2 separate regions of the Homo sapiens genome follow, and region 2 is linked to region 1. A link is a loop called in an ENCODE intact Hi-C map of the cell type or tissue named here. Cell type or tissue: heart right ventricle. All regions are shown on one strand.

Region 1 (8,000 bases):
GAAAGTGTGCATCTGTCCAAAGGCTTACACATGAATGCTCACAGCAGCTTCATCTGTAATAGTCAGAACCTGGGAAAAACCCAGCTGGCATCAATGAGTGAATAAACAAGCATGCCGTGGATACTCGCACCGTGGGGCCCTGCCCGTCAACATGAAGGATGAGCTGTGGATGTCCCAGACAACCATAATGATTGCGCTATTGAAAATGCAAATGGAGCCACATGCACGGTGGCTCACACCTGTGATCCTAGCACTTGTAGTCCCAGTTACTTGGGAGGCTGAGCAGGGAGGATCACTTGAGCCTAGGAGTTCAAGGCTGCAATGAGCTATGATTGTGCCACTGCACTCCAGCCTGGGTAACAGAGTGAGGGAAGGAAGAAAGAAAGGAAGGCAGGGAGGGACGGAAGAAAGAAATGAAGAAAGGGAGGGGAGGAAGGAAGGAGAGAAGGAGGGAGGAAGGAAGGAAGGAGAGAAGGAGGGAGGAAGGGAGGAAAGGAGGGAGGGAGGGGAGGAAGGAGAGAAGAAGACAGGGAGGGAGGATAGAGGGAGGGAGGGAGGTAGGGAGGGGAAGGAAGGAAGGAGAGAAGGAGGGAGGAAGGGAGGAAAGGAGGGAGGGAGGGGAGGGAGGAGAAAAGAGAGGGAGGGAGGAGAGAGGGAGGGAGGGAGGCAGGGAGGGGAAGGAAGGAGGGAAGAAAGAAGGGAGGGAGGAGAGGAAAGAGAGAAGGAGGAAGGAAAGAAAGAGGGAGGGGAGGAAGGAGAGAGGGAGGGAGGAGGGGGGAGGGAAGGAAGGAGGAAGGGAGGGAAGGAAAGAGGGAAGGAAGGAAGGGAAGGAGGGAGGCAGGGAAGTAGGGAGGGAGGGAGGGAAGGGAGGAAGGAAGGGAGGAGGGAAGGAAGGGAGGAAGGACGGAAGGAAGGAAGGAAGGGAGGAAGGAAGGGAGGAGGGAAGGAAGGGAGGAAGGACGGAAGGAAGGAAGGAAGGGAGGAAGGACGGAAGGAAGGAAGGAAGGAAGCTGACTAATCCATAGTGACCTAAAGTAGGGTCGTTAGTTGCCTGAATGGGAGGGAGGAGGGAAAGGGGAGGGAAGAAGTTCCAAGGACACAAGGAAACTCTCAGGAGTGGGGTCTGCGTGTCTCACCATGATCGTGGTGATAGTATCACAAGTACACAGAAGTGTCAAAGCTGATCAAATTGTACACTTTACATATGCACTGTTTACTCTATATCAGTTATACCTCCATAAGGCTGATAAAAAAAATACACAAAGTTTCCACAGCAGAGATGCGTGGCGGGCAATTGCTAATGTGGTTTTCTCTGTGGAAACAGGAAGGGCCTGGCATGACCAGCCCCCAATCTTCCATTCGAAAAGAATCTGTCCGGCCTCCTCCAGGCCCCGATCTGCTTGCCGGGTCCCTGGGAATGGCCTCAATTTTTAGAGGACTTCAGGTTGTCCTTGTGCTTTGGAAGGGGACTCTCCAAGCCTGTGGGGCAGGAGTTCTTCAGGGCTTCTGAGCCAGGGGGCCCCTTGGCATCTGCTGTTGCCTATGGAACCCTTTTCAGGATGTTTGCAAATGACATATCATAGGGTTTTTAAATTCTTAACAAAATAGTCAGGATTTCAAAATAAACGACTTGCTTTAAAGTACTGTTATCAGATATTTTCTTCAGGTGTGACACAATGGCCTGATCCTGGGCCAGTCCCTTTACCTGGCCCTGTGGCAGGAAGGAGGCTGCATCACGTGTGGCCGGTGGGCTTAATAACTCCGCAATTCCCAAGCCGTGGTGAATAAAAAGGATATTTGAAGTTAGCAGCAATGGCTACCTCGAGAGATCAAAGATCTGTGGTTTTCCCTGTGCACAAAGTCGCATGTACTGTGGTCGTCTATAAGCATTATCGAGAGAAATGACGGATGATCAGAAATTTATTTTTAAAAACTGCAACGTGTTTTCCATCTAAATTCACAGACCCAAGGGTAAAACCCCTGTTAGAGGCACCAGGCTGTAACCTCCATGCCCAGGCCAGTCTGCCTGGAGATGCGGGGCGGTGTCCGGAAAGCTGCAGGTATCGGCATCTGGAAATGACCCTGTATCTGAGGGGTGAAGTCAGCCCAGCGCAAGGCCTTGCACCTGGGGAGAGAGCCAGACAAAACCTTCCACCTTCCAGTGAAGAATAAAAACAACCCAGCTGTGTGATCCAGGGCATTTGCCGACTCCATAATTAACGAGGTGGGGGAGGCACCTTCTCAGCCTCTGCTGGAGGTGACATGGTGGGAGCTGGGTGGCCGGGGGGCAGGTGGGGGTGCCGGCGCAGAGGAGCTGAGGTTGAGCCTAGAATCTCAGCGACTTAGGAGATCCCAGGAGCCAGCCCTGGGAGAAAGGGGCCTTCCCAGGCCAGGGCCTCTCCTGGCACTTGCTGCCAGCAGGAGTGCCAGCTGACACTCTCCTGTGTGCACAGCAACTCAGCAAGGTGTACCCAGCCCTTAAAAACGCTCATCCTCTCAGCCAGCGAGTCCTCCTTCACAGCGACTATCCAAAGCAAGTAACCATGTGTAGGAGAACCTGTCTGCATTGCTCACTTGGGAAAAACAGCAAGACAGATTGTATTCAAGCCACTGGAGTAAGTGAAGGACTTTAGAACCAAGCTCAGTTCAGACGCAGTGAAGACAGCTGTGGATGCCCAGCCCACGAGCAGAGTGAGGGTCCGGGCTGGAAACCACTCACCTGGTTAGACACCAAGGGCAGGAGTTCCTGTTAAAGGCAGGCCGAGGATTTAGACATTGATGGTCAGGGGCGAGGAATCTGATCCAATGCAAAGGATGGGAGGGTTCTCAGTATAACAAGACTCAGCCAGCCATGGACACGAAGGCCAAGGTCAAGGCCTAGTTGAGACGGGGCTCAGCCCAGGCTCGCAGTGGGTCACGGAGGGAATCTGTGCCAGTCAGTTGCCTGCCCACAAAGGCTCACCACAAACCATGCTGGTCCCTCCGTGGGAGGATGGTTATACAGGGAGAATGATGATTATACAGGGAGGAGGGCCAGTGAGAGAATAATGGTTATACAGGGAGGTGGGATGGCGACAGGATGATGGTTATACAGGGAGAAGGGACGGCAAGAGGATGATGGTTACACAGGGAGGAGGGATGGCGAGAGGAAGATGATGGTTATACAGGGAGGAGGGATGGTGAGAGGATGATGGCTACACAGGGAGGAGCGACAGCGAGAGGACGACGGTTATACAGAGAGGAGGGATCGTAAGAGGAAGATGATGCTTATACAGGGAGGAGGGATGGCTAGAGGATAATGATGGTTACACAAGCGGGATGGCGAGATGATGATGGCTATACAGGTAGGAGGGATGGTGAGAGGAAGATGATGGTTATACAGGGAGGAGGGATGGTGAGAGGAAGATGATGGTTACACAGGGAGGAGGGACGGCAAGAGGATGATGATGGTTACACAGGGAGGAGGGACGGCAAGAGGATGATGATGGTTACACAGGGAGGAGGGATGGTGAGAGGAAGATGATGGTTACACAGGGAGGAGGGACGGCAAAAGGATGATGATGGTTACACAGGGAGGAGGGACGGCAAGAGGATGATGATGGTTACACAGGGAGGAGGGATGGTTATACAGGGAGAAGGGATGGCGACAGGATGATGGCTATACAGGCAGGAAGGATGGCGAGAGGAAGATGATGGTTACACAGGGAGGAGGGACGGCGAGAGGATGATGGTTATACAGGGAGGAGGGATGGCAAGAGGATGATGGCTATACAGAGAGGAGGGACAGCGAGAGGGTTATGATGGCTACACTGGGAGGAGGGACGGCGGGAGGACGATGATGGTTATACAGGGAGGAAGGATGGCGAGATAATGATCATTCCACGGGGAGGACGGACAGTGAGAGGATGGTGGTTATACAAGGAGGGCAGTAGGAGCTGCGTTTTCTTTTAAATTATCTAAATGTTTAAATTTATCTTTTTTAAAAAATTAAGAGAAATTATTTAAATGACAGGCAGCTGCTCAAAGATTCCACTGAAGTGGAAGGGTGCCCCCATCTTTACAGCAGAACGAAGGAATCCTGCACATCAGGGCTGGGTGGGCTGTGGCTGGAGAGTCAGGCTGGCTAGGCCAGGAGAGGCTCAGGATAGCCGTCCGCAGCCAGCACCCTCGTGCTGGTGCCTTGGACTGTGCGTCCTCACAAACAGCCGAATCCTGCCTTGTTCCTTTCCCAGGGCTGTTGTAGCAAAAGACCATGAATGAGGGGCCTTCAACCCCCAGGAATTCCTTCCCTTGCTGCCCAGAGGCCGGGAGCTCAACATCCAGGTCAGTGGGGCGTCACCCCAGTCTCTGCTGCCATCTTCCGCGTGTGTCTCCGGAACCCCCTTCCCCTCCTAAGGCCACCCCCCCTCAGTACAACCTCATCTCAACCTGACTACACCTGAAAGACCCTGTTTGCAAATGAGGTCTCTTTTGCAGGTATTGGGAACTAGGACTTCCCCATATCTTTCTGGGGGACAGAGTTCAACCCCACGACACCCACTAAATGCCTGTATTGCTCCTGTAGCCCCTGGAAAAGAGCCATGAACAAAACACACCCTGTTTGTCCTTGGGCAGCTTATGTTCTACCGAGGACACACAGTAAACACAGAGATGATCATTTGCTGAGAGGGACAGGCCAGGGTGAAGGGGCGACGAGTGGGCCGCACTTTGGACGTGCGGTGGAGAGATCCTGACGCTGGAACAGAGCCCTGCTGGAGTGGGGAAGGACAGCCACGCGAAGGCCCGAGGGGCAGTTTTCTCTGCGTGCACAGGAATAGCAGGCGCAAAGGACCCTGAGCACAGGGGGCGGGGGTGGGGACTGCACTTCACCCGGAGGAACTTGACCCATAGCTTTATGCAAGTCCAAGTGTGGCCTGAGGTCAGTTACCGCCACCTGCCGGCGGCTACCCACAGAGCCCGCAGGATCTGACCCGATTATCTGCCACTCGGCCCTTCCTGTCCCTCCCTAAATAAGGCACTCAGGTGGGCTGAATAACGGCTCCAAGTATGTCCACACCCTAAACCCAGAGCCTGTGAGTATGTTCCCTGGCATGGCAAAAGGGACCCTGCAGGTGGGATTAGGTGAAGAGCCCTGGGATGGGGGCTTATCCTGGATTATCTGGGTGGCCCCATGAGCCACAAGAGTCCTTATGAGAGGGAGGCAGGAGGGTCCAAGTCAGAAAGGATATGACCACAGAAGCAGAGGTCAACGCGAGAGTCGAAGATGCCACTGTCAACCTAAGCAACAGAGACAGCTCGTCCAGTGATGCTGAGTGTATCCAGGAGTGCATAGGCGGGGTTCCTGTCCTGGCTACGAGGGCTGTGGGGACCACAGGCATGTGCAAGGAGGTTGAGGCAAGGGGAAGCTTTTAAAGGCAAAGGGAGGCATGCACATAAGTTGTTTTGAAGCAAAGAGAACCCTGGTCACAGAGTCTTGTTGTGAGAGTTGACGTCAGTTCATGCCTGGAGATGGAGACAGCGTGTCAGGCAAGGGTTCTTGTGCATCCGACCAGCTGTCCCTGTGACTCAGATAGCAAGTGGCAGTTTGGAAAGTCCTTCGGAAAAGTTCTTGCTACAGGCATATGTAGATAAGAGCCCTTCAGAGAGCCTTTATGATAGTTCTTACCGCCGGCAGGTGTGTGGGGCAGGGAGGGCCCTTCTTAGCCTCTTGACTTTTTTTTTTTGTTAGGGTTTGACACAAGTGACTCTATTTTGATTCTGACAACTTTCACGTGATGTTCCCAGCTTTGAAGGTAGAGGAAGGGGCTACGAGCCAAGGAATGCAGGAGGCCTCTAGAAGCAGGAGAGGCAGGAAGGGGTTCTCCCCTGAAGCTTCCAGGAGGAGCCAGCCCCATTGGCACCTTGGTTTAGACCTTTGACTTCCAGAACTGTAAGAAAATAAATGTGTGTAGTTTGAAGCCCCCAAGGGTGTGGCACTCTGTTCCAGCAGCTACAGGAAAGTCATGCAAGCAGCACTTGGATGCCAGTTCTGAGGCTGAGGCGGGGGAGCGGACGGAGAGGCCGCCTCCATCACAGTATCACCACGGGGTGGGTCCCACAGCGCAGGTCCCACAGGGCTCCTGCTGCTGCTGATACTCGAACTGCAGCAGGGGTGTCCTTCCTTCCCAGACCCGGCCACGGAACAGCCTTGGGAATGGGGAACCAGGACCAGCCACGGAGCCACAGAGAAGCAGAGGTCAGGGTGAAAAAAATTCAGGATGCTTCACGAATGCAAGCCAGGGGCCGACTGGAGCCCCAAGTAGAAGTGGGGTCTGTCTAGGTTGGGCTCTCCAGAAGCAGAGGCCACGGTGGAGTCTGGGAGCAGGACGTCCAGGAGGTCCAACGCCTGGAAGTAGCGGAGGCAGGACCAGGCAGAACGATGCTGTGTGCAACCTGAAAAGCCTCTGGCCCACCTGGTAGGGAGCTCTGGGGTACACGGTCCTCATTGGAATATCCCATGGAATGGCTCCCCAGGAAGGGTGTGGGCTCAGTGGGGCAGCTCTTGGCAGCCCAGGCTGGCTCAGAAGATGCCGATGGCTGAGACTGTGGGCTGACTGTTCCCTGCAGCTGGGCAGTGAGGCCATGTGTGCAGAGGGTGTCTGGGGCCCATCTCCGTGTCTACCACAGTGCCCTGGGGATCATTTGAGTCCATCTGTGGCCAACAACAGACAGACCTCTGGCCATCTGCCATGAGATGGGGCAAGGACATTAAGGTTGGGTTCGGCTGCCACATCTTGCAGCTTGTGTCTAGCTTCCAGTGCCCTGGTTTTGAAGGATGTGCCAAATCCTACATAGACCTGCTGAGCCCCCGCCTTCCTCTGCTGCCTCCTTGGGGGTGAGTCCCCATCACTGAGTGCACGAGAAGAGACTGCCCGCTGGGATGTTACAGGTGGAGGAGAAGTCCTGAACCGAGATGGTAGTAAGAACGGCATATACAGGTGTCATGCTGGCTCGGTGAAGTTGAATATTTAACACACTCAATCCAGCAGCAGACACACTAGCACAAGTGCAAACAAGACCTTGATTCATTTCTTTCTTTTGTTCATTTACTCCACAAACATCTTCCTGGGGACTAATAGGTATGACATCCCTTCTATCCAGAGTCACACTGTGGACAGACCCTAACGTTAATTCTGGGGAATCTCTTATGCCCTTTGGCGTCTGCCAATCACACTTCTTGGTGTCTGATCCCCACGGCCACCTTCTCATTCACTTGGCTGGCAGCAAGCAAGAGCCTCCGTCATGAACAGCAAACTCAGCTTTCTACCAGGTCACTGACCGCAAAGCCCTGGCTAGGAACCACCGGGATTCCAGTTCTCGCTTAGCCACCACCTTTCTTTGTGACCTTGAGAAAGTCCTCTACTGCCTGGACTTAGTTTCCATGTTGATATAAAATGTGGAAGCTGCCACCAAAGCCCTCTCCTGAATGCCACTCTATGCCTATGAGATCCAGGTCTCCTGCCTTCCGAGTCCCCTGGCCTGTGGCTCATTATCCCATTTCCCATGGCCGCGGGTGCCCTGAGCCTTCCCTTTGATATTTGTTCCATTTCTGAGAATGTGGTCAGGTCAGAGTCTCAGGAATGTCCCTCTTTGAGGCTGATGTCTGGACCACTGAGGTCTTCCTATGGTGTGGAATTGTTTGCATGGATGGCACCACCATGTCTCCCATCCCACGTGTAGGGCCCTTTTCAATGTGACCCTGCAGCTCCACTGAAAGTGGAGGCTGTTTCCTGCCCCTTGCATCTGGGCCAGCCTTGAGACTGGCTTTGAGCTGTAGAAAGTGGTGAGGAAGGTGGTGAAAATTGGGATCTCACAGCTTCCCCTCTGGCATCCCACTGCCCTGAGACACCATATAAAGAACGCAGGCCAATTAGAGAAATGCAAATCAAAACCACAATGAGATACCATCTCACACCAGTTAGAATGGCGATCATTAAAAAGTCAGGAAACAACAGGTGCTG
Region 2 (8,000 bases), 280 kb before region 1:
TGAATTTCCACTTTTTCTCTGTTTTGCGTATCAACCAGGAAATGTCACAAAGTACAATTCTAGTGGCGGTTCGAGGCTGTTGCTTCCCTTCTCCCTTCCTCTCTCTGCTTCCTCCCTCCGTCTCTCTCCCTCCCTCCCCCTCCCTCCCTCCCTTCCTTGCATGCTGAGTGGTGTGACCTCATGGAGCGTACTAAGACACCTCAGAAGCAGCCTCCATCCAGAGGCAGCTCACAGCCTGAGAGGTTCTCCTGAGGGTCAACACACAGATGTGTTAGGCGCAGGAGCTGAGGGCAGGGTGTTGAGGGCTCCCAGCTGGAAGGACCAGTTGTGTTTCATGGAGGAGTTTGCATTTGCACTGAGTCTTGAAGGGGGCAGGTTTGGCCAAGTGGGAGCAGGGAAGGGCTGCAGGAGCAGTTTGATCAAGGGGCAGATGTGCAGCAGATGGCAGTGCCCCACGACGGGCAGCACAGCTTCCCAGGGTCCCGGGCTGGCTTGTTTGCAGAGAGCCATGGCTGGGTGTGGTTGCAGGGGCTCCCCGACTGCCTTCTCACCTCTGTGCTCTGTTCCAGCGTCTGCATTTCCCGAGGACTTCTCCATCCTAACAACTGTGAAAGCCAAGAAAGGCAGCCAGGCCTTCCTGGTCTCCATCTACAACGAGCAGGGTATCCAGCAGATTGGGCTGGAGCTGGGCCGCTCTCCCGTCTTCCTCTACGAGGACCACACGGGGAAGCCTGGCCCGGAAGACTACCCCCTCTTCCGGGGCATCAACCTGTCAGATGGCAAGTAAGTGGGCACTTCTGGGCAACTGTCCCCCTGCTGGAGGGGGGATCAGGCCAGCTCATACCACTGACCAGATGTGGGGCACAGTAGAGGACGTGCAGCAGCCGGTACTGAGACTCCCACAGACGCCGCAGCAGAGGAGAGGGTGCTGGGCTTGGAGTCCTGAAACCTGGGTTATGGTCTTGATTCATCCTCTGTGGCTCTGGGGAGTCACTTCTCCTCCCTGGCCCTCCATTATCCCTTTGTAAAGTGCACTAAAGCACATCAAATTCCCGCCTGTTTGTGTCAGAAGGGACACAGGAAATTGTGAGGTTATACCCAACCTTTTCCAGAAAGGATTTCAGGTATCCTTCAAGGACACAGGTGTGTTAGGAGTGGGAGTGAGCATGAGAAAAAGCGGGTCGTGCCAGCACGCTCTGTTGGGTGCAGACCTCAACACCAGGGGTTGTCAGTCTCCTCTTTCGTGGTCAGCACGTGTGAGGTCATGCCCTGATAATCTCCGAACGTCTTCAATACATGATTTCTGAATTCTTCGCCAAGACTTTCAGACAGATCCACTCCTTCCACCATTTCCCGTCCACACCCGGTCTTCTCTGGCTGCCTGCAGTTTGCCATCGGGGTTCAGAGGGCACGTGACAAGTGCTCGCATGCACACAGCAAAATACAACGGCCGCCGCCCTGCCATTCTCCCGATGGCTGTGACCGCACCGCAGGGACCACGCTCCCAGGGACCACACTCCTGGGTCCCGAGCCAGTGCCGAGTGCTGTGTGCTCCCCCTTCCCCCTTTCACTTGGGCTCCCGGCTGGGCTTCCAGGGTTCAGACAGCCATCCTTGTCTGAGGGACGAGGGTTCTGGGGAATGAGTAGATCTCATGGCACGGGGTGTTGCCCTAACTTGTCTGATTCCAGAGGCTGGGCCTTGATCTGCTCCGCCCCACCACGATCGTGCAGGAAGTGGGCCTTCTTCCTGTGTCTCGAGGAATTTGCAGCAAAATTGCTTGAGCTGGCATCTGTGATCCAAGCCCTGTCTTCACCATCTGTTTCTTTGCAGGTGGCACAGAATTGCTCTCAGCGTCCACAAGAAAAATGTCACCTTGATCCTCGACTGTAAAAAGAAGACCACCAAATTCCTCGACCGCAGCGACCACCCCATGATCGACATCAATGGCATCATCGTGTTTGGCACCCGGATCCTGGATGAGGAGGTGTTTGAGGTGAGCAGGAGGGCAGACCAACCCCTGTGCCCACCAGGGCACTCCTCCTGTGGAGCCACTGTGACTGCTGTTGGAGGAGGCTCCTCGGGCCGGGACCGGCTGGCGGTCCACTGTGGTCACCGTCTCTGTTGGTCAGAAGCCTCTGCTGCCATCCTAAGAGATGTTTGTGGCTTTCGGAAATGGAGGGGCCAGAGCTGCTGCCGCCTGTAGGCCGCGTGGGGATGGCAGTGGCCGCCCTTGTCCCAAGGGCCCAGTACGTGAGTCTCCTGGGTGCTGGCTCGGAAAGGACAGGGCCTTTGTCCAGCCTCGTGCTGAGGCTCCTGGAAACCTGCACACTCCTGCCGTCTGTATCCGAGGCCATCCTGGGACAGGGGCAGCTGTCCTCTGGGTGAGCTTGAAGGGCAGAGCTGGGCCACCGTGTGGACGCACCAGGGAGACCTGTGCCGACCCAACTCGGGCTGGCCTCACTCCAGTCTAGCTGTGTCCAGCCAGGGGCCTTGCTTTCCCGGGGAATGCCTCAGAGGCTTGGGAGTCGGGGCCTGAGCTGAGTGGGCTCTGGGACCCTCACTTCAGCCCATGGAGCCCTTCATAGGTTGGGGTTCTGCGTGAGAGAGCAGGAGAATGCCCCGTCCCACTGCCAAGAAACAGGTTGAGAGCTTCTGCAGGTGACCAGTGATCCCCAGCTGCCCCGGGTGGGGGCGTTGGAGTCACCAGGAGCCTGTAGGGGTTCCAGGGCCCTGCCTCCTGGGGTGCTGGGGCGACAGCCTGCACAGGGTCCTGGACTCTGCCCTTCCCAAGGGCACTGCAGTGACCGTTGCCTCCGCGGCTTGGGTTAGGCGGCAGCCAGGACCCCTCCACTGGGCTTCCTTGTCGTTTATGTAAGTTGGGTTTTGCAGAAGATTTGGTTTTGCACCCGGGTCTCTGTGGCTAAAACCTGTTCGAAAGCCACTGGCTTAAATGGCCTCCGAGGGCCATCCTGGCTCTGGGATTTCCTCCTCCAGGGCTGCAGAGATGGGACAAGTTAGGGCAGTGTCTCCTCCCTAAATCCCCGAGCGCTGCCGTGAGCTCCTGGCTGTGTCTACACATCGGTTCTGCATCCGGCTGCCCCCGTTTCATGGCTGAGGTGGGGTCCCCAGGGCCATGTTTCTTCTCGGTGACTCGGGGTCACCAAACCAGACACCGTGTTGACTCAATCTTGGTGTTCTGCCAAGGGCACGCGAAGGAGACATCACACGTACTAGTTCATTTCTGTGTTAAAGATATCGATGTCTGCTCGTGGGGACGGGCACGGTTGAACTGACCCTGGGGCTTTGAGCGTGTGAGAAGAGGGCAATTCTGAAAGTCTCACCTTTCTAGGAAATCATACTGGGGACCACGTAGTGTCACTGTGAACTGGACATTCAGCAGAGTGCTGGCCTCAGGGCAAGCCCACCTGGGCTCTGTCGATTGTTGGATTTGGGCCTCGGGCAAGCTGCTCTGCTATTTCTCTGTCTTAGGGTCTCCGTCTGTAAAATGGGATCACAGATGTGGCTGCTTCATGAGCTGTGGCAAAGGTTCCATGAGGTTGAATGCAGTGACACAGCAGCGCACTGTCTCCCTTATAGGAAGCCCCGGCTTAATGTCAAATTCAGTTGTTCTGGATATTAATACAGTGTCAAGGCAGACAGAAAGGCAGGACACAGCCCCGCGGCCCAGTGCAGACCGCAGAGGAATGATCAGAGCAGCCACGCTCTGTGGAATGAGATGGGCCTGTTAGAAGAAGGCAGGGAGTAGGTGTGAAGGTGGTGGAGATTCTGCTGAACGTGCAGTTGGCTCTGGGTCAGTTTCCAGGAAGCTGTAGCCTGGGGCTTCGGTAGAGCAGGGCGGGTGCTTGGATCCTGCTGGCACAGCCAGATTTTGCAAGCTATTGAGACACACCCTCCGGGCACACTTCTGAACAGACCTGCCTAGGCGCCTGGAAGGAACTGCGGGCACAGGAGCCGTCCTCAGCCAGGCAGGAGGCAGCTTCTGGGCTATTCTGGGGAGCTGGGGTTAAAAGCTGCCTTGGAGTCACACAGACTGGGATCAAGTGCTGGTTTTGCCTCTTGCTGGTGGGAGGATCTAGGCAAAGCAGGTGACATTGATGAGCTTTGAGACTCATTTGTAAAACATTGGTCACAGTAAGGCTACCTGCACAGCTGCAGGGGAGGTTCTGGGCTTGGCCTGGGCACCTGCCAGAGTCACCCCCACCGCTGCCTGTTGTTCTGTGGGTCGAGGCCCTGCCTCTGGATGGGAGGCCACGCGGTGGCCTCGGGTTTTTTTTTTTTTTTTTTTTTTTTTTTTGAGACGGAGTCTCGCTCCGTCGCCCAGGCTGGAGTGCAGTGGCACGATCTCGGCTCACTGCAAGCTCTGCCTCCCGGGTTCACGCCATTCTCCTGCCTCAGCCTCTCGAGTAGCTGGGACTACAGGCGCCCGCCACCACACCCAGCTAATTTTTTTTGTATTTTTAGTAGAGATGGGGTTTCACTGTGTTAGCCAGGATGGTCTCGATCTCCTGACCTTGTGATCCGCCCGCCTCGGCCTCCCACAGTGCTGGGATTGCAGGCGTGAGCCACCGCGCCCGGCCTCAGGGTTTTAATGTTTGTCATGCAGTCTCTTTTTTGTGCTGTGTCAAATCTTTGTAATTTCTAGTGTGTTCTGTTGTAAAGATTCAGGAAAAAGCTTTATTTTATCTTTAAAAAATTAGGATCCTAAAACAAATAGTGCTTCATTGATATTCTAACTGAGCAGGAAAAGCTGTTTTCCCAAAAGCAGATGTATGTGAAGAGTCCCTTACCCCAGGGAAGCACTAGAAATCCGTGTTCAGGGCTGGGTTTGCATCCTGGCTCCACTGTTTCCCAGGGGTGAGATCTTCGGTGAGTTGTCTGACCGCTCCGAGACTCAGTTTCCCCATCTGTAAAATGACAATAATAGTACCCGCCGCAGTTTTGTGTGTGTGGGAGGCACCGTGAGAATTAATCCATGAAAAATGCCTATGAGTGGCCGACAGCAAACATGCCAGAGTTTACCTCCTTTATCAGCAAAGGATGAAGGTAACGTGTGGTTTTCAAAAGGAAATGGCTCTTGAATGGAGGAGGCTGTTTTCCTACCCTGGCTTGTTCTTCCAGGGAACCGTGCAGGTCTCACTCTGCAGCTGGCGCCTGGCAGGCTTCTGGTCGAACGGTAAGTCACAGATAGGTTCCGAATTCTGTGTTCCTGGTGAGCCATTTTTTCCTGTCGTGGAATTCGATTTGAGCCAGAGTGGCTGCCAGGAACGAGAGGTTTTTATTGACCACAAGTTGTTAATGGTCTGGAGGAGGTGTTTTCCTAGCCCCAGAGTTTCCTGGCTGTTAGCTGTGCTCACGTTGGAAAATTGGACCTGTCTTTCTTAATGAAGTCCAGCAGGATCAGCGATGCCTTCAGCTGCCCCAAGCATCTTTTCTTTTTTTTTTTTCCCTTAACAGTGTGAGGAGGAAGTTCGGTGAGTTGGCCTCAGAGTCCCAGCCACCTTTTGTCTCATTGCAAGTGGAAGAGAATTTCTATTTCTTTTGAAGTAAAAGTGATTTATCTCTGCTTTCCAGCGGGCTCTGCATAACGACACCTCCCATCTCAGTCGCTTGGCTGCTCTAGAAGGCTCTAAAAATGAGGGGCTGGCACTGTTGAGACATATTCCTCCAGCAGCCCCAATCTTCCCCTGGAAGGACAACTTCCGCTCATTCAAAGCCAATCTGTTCTGTGTTTAGAGTTATACTGAACAAGGATTCACCAAACTCTAAGAGAGTTCGTTTAAACAGGGACTGGGGGTTTTTCCTGGGGTGTCTGTGGCCCCACAGAGGCCCCCTTTGTCCAAAGTGATGCGCCCTTGAGGGACAGAGGGAGATAGAGACTCTCAGGGCCAAGACACATGTGTCTCCTGCAGTGCAAGGCCAGGGCTAACGGCTGGTGCTGTGCCCGCAGCCTCCCTGGGTATAGACGCGGAGCCTGAGTGTGTGGCTTTGGCCGTGTCAGCAGCCCCCTGCGCCTGCAGACCAGGCCCTCACTGCCTCCCAGCCCCTGAGTCTGGTTCTAGTGGGGCAGCCTTGCCATGCAGGGGAGGTGGGACACTGCTGTCCCTCACAGAGCCACGTACGGAGGAAGTGATGGGCATGGAGGGCATTCTGCCGGCAGGTCCCCCCAGCCTTGGACTTCCTTCCCTGCTGGTGACTTGGAGCCCCGTGTCCTCATCTGTAAAATGGGGCGATAGGGCCAACGCTGTCGGATTTTGGGTTGGTGAGATCAAATCTGTGTTAGATGTGAGTACCTCCAAGGGCCGCAGGGAACCACCTTGTCCTGGGTCTTTGGCGGTGAGAGCTGCTCTCTGGCCCATTGTCAGTGGTCATCTGCCAGTGACAATGGGCCAGAGGTGGCCCATCGTCCACAGTGGCACTGTCATGAGCTGTCCCTTTTCTCAGCTTTTCTGGACTCCCCTTATGAATTAGATGCTGTGAGTCCTGCCATAAAGATGAGACCCCTGGGCCTTCAGGAGGATGGAGCCGCTGAGAGGTCCATGGGGAAAGAACTGGCTGAGGGTCCCGCCAGCCCCAGCTAGGGCGAGTGCTCCGGGGCGCCTCCTGCCCGTACCTGCACCTGCCATCACAGCAGCCCCTCAGCAAGGTTTGGGTTCGCAGGCCCCTGTCCTCCTCCCCTGGCAGAGTGCCCCTGTGGAGCTGGCAGGAGATCCCCCTGGCATGGGCTGTGTCTCCTAGGATGGGGTGGGATGGCCAAGCCCTCTCATGCTGCCTGTTCCCAGGGCGAGTATGCCGGAGCTGCCTGGGACATTGTCCTGGGAAGTTCTCATCCCAAGTCTTGTCCCTTCTGGATGTGCCGGTGCCCTGGGGCCAGCACTGGTGTCAGAGGAGGACTCAGGGCATTGCTCCCTAAGCCCCAGGTTTCCAGAGGTGCTGGGCAGGCCCAGGACCACCGTGCAGGAAGGGGAAGGCAGAGGGGCTGGGCTCCCCCCAGTGCAGGAAGGTCTTTTTATCCAGGGCATAGTCAGGAACGAGCTTTGTGTTTTCAGAAACATGGCCTCAGTGGCCAGGGTGAGCATGGGGCATCCTGCAGAAGGTGGGGATGTGTGAGTTATCTTCACAGGCAAGGAGAAGGCGGATGGGAGAGCAGCCAGGGCCCACCCCCACTGTGCCCTGGAAGAAGAGAGTCTTGCTGCCACTTCATAGCTTGGGAAGCCAGCACCAGGGAGGTTGAGTCACTTGCCTAAGGTCACTCAGCAACATGACAGCAGATTGGGACCTCGGAAATCATGACACAACTGTCCCCAGCCTGGAAGGGATCCCGGGGACCAGTGGCAGGAGACTGGACTCAGGCTGGCCTGACAGCACTGTGGGCCCCCGCCTGGCATTCTGTTCTCCTAGCCCTCCCCGCACAGGCCCTGAGGACCCTGGAGTCCCCTGGCCCATGGGGTCTGTGAAACTCTGGAACCTTCCAGGAAGAGCCAGCATAAGCTGTTAGCAAGGGCAGAGGGCCCAAGAGTGTCCCTCCCGTGTGTGACAGGTGACCTGGACCCGCCTAGCCCCTGTCCCAGCACCTTCCCCAGCCTGTGGCGGGCAGCACGGGGCTACCTGGCTGCTGATCCGGAGGGCTCCATGCACCTCTCTAGAGTCTCACCTCATCTATGGGCCCTGAGCTGGCCCAGTGAGCCACGTCAGGGAGGCTGGGAGGCGGGACTAAGAGGGGGCCTGGGGTGCCTCTGCCTTGAGGCCTGCCGTGGAAGGCCCCTCCTCTGTGGGTGAGCTATGACCAGGAGGGGGGCCGTGGAGGGGATGAGAACTGCCCCGGGGGACAGCCGGCCAGCGAGTTCTGGGCCAGGAGCCAAATGTGCTTTTAAGCTGTTGAAGGTTTCAAGGGGCAACAAGACCAAACAGACTATAAACTCCAGCTCTCCCTGCAAAACCCCTGGGTGCTGGCGGGAAAGTGATGGCGTCGGCTCCAAGC

What was found. Peaks named below come from ENCODE experiments on the same cell type or tissue, not always from the same donor. Only the 100,000 strongest peaks of a DNase experiment are listed, where the experiment ranks them.
Region 2: it touches region 1 in a loop (5-fold over the local background); 38 of 110 quality-filtered maps call a loop at or near these places.

What each region holds. Positions count from the first base shown.
Region 1 is chr9:134,978,353-134,986,352 of GRCh38, forward strand. No RefSeq gene overlaps it. Among named protein-coding and RNA genes, the nearest start is that of FCN1, 64 kb to the left of the region's middle. RefSeq lists enhancers at 4,136-4,726, 4,727-5,315. In heart right ventricle, a CTCF peak has its summit at 4,940 (motif pointing left); a DNase peak (open chromatin) is centred at 4,939; H3K27me3 peaks cover 805 bases.
Region 2 is chr9:134,699,340-134,707,339 of GRCh38, forward strand. COL5A1 (collagen type V alpha 1 chain) reads left to right here. Exons shown (of 66, transcript NM_000093.5): 3 at 570-783; 4 at 1,832-1,994. Among named protein-coding and RNA genes, the nearest start is that of COL5A1-AS1, 50 kb to the left of the region's middle. RefSeq lists an enhancer at 1-176. In heart right ventricle, no CTCF peak of the experiment used is centred here; a DNase peak (open chromatin) is centred at 7,852; H3K27ac peaks cover 3,613 bases.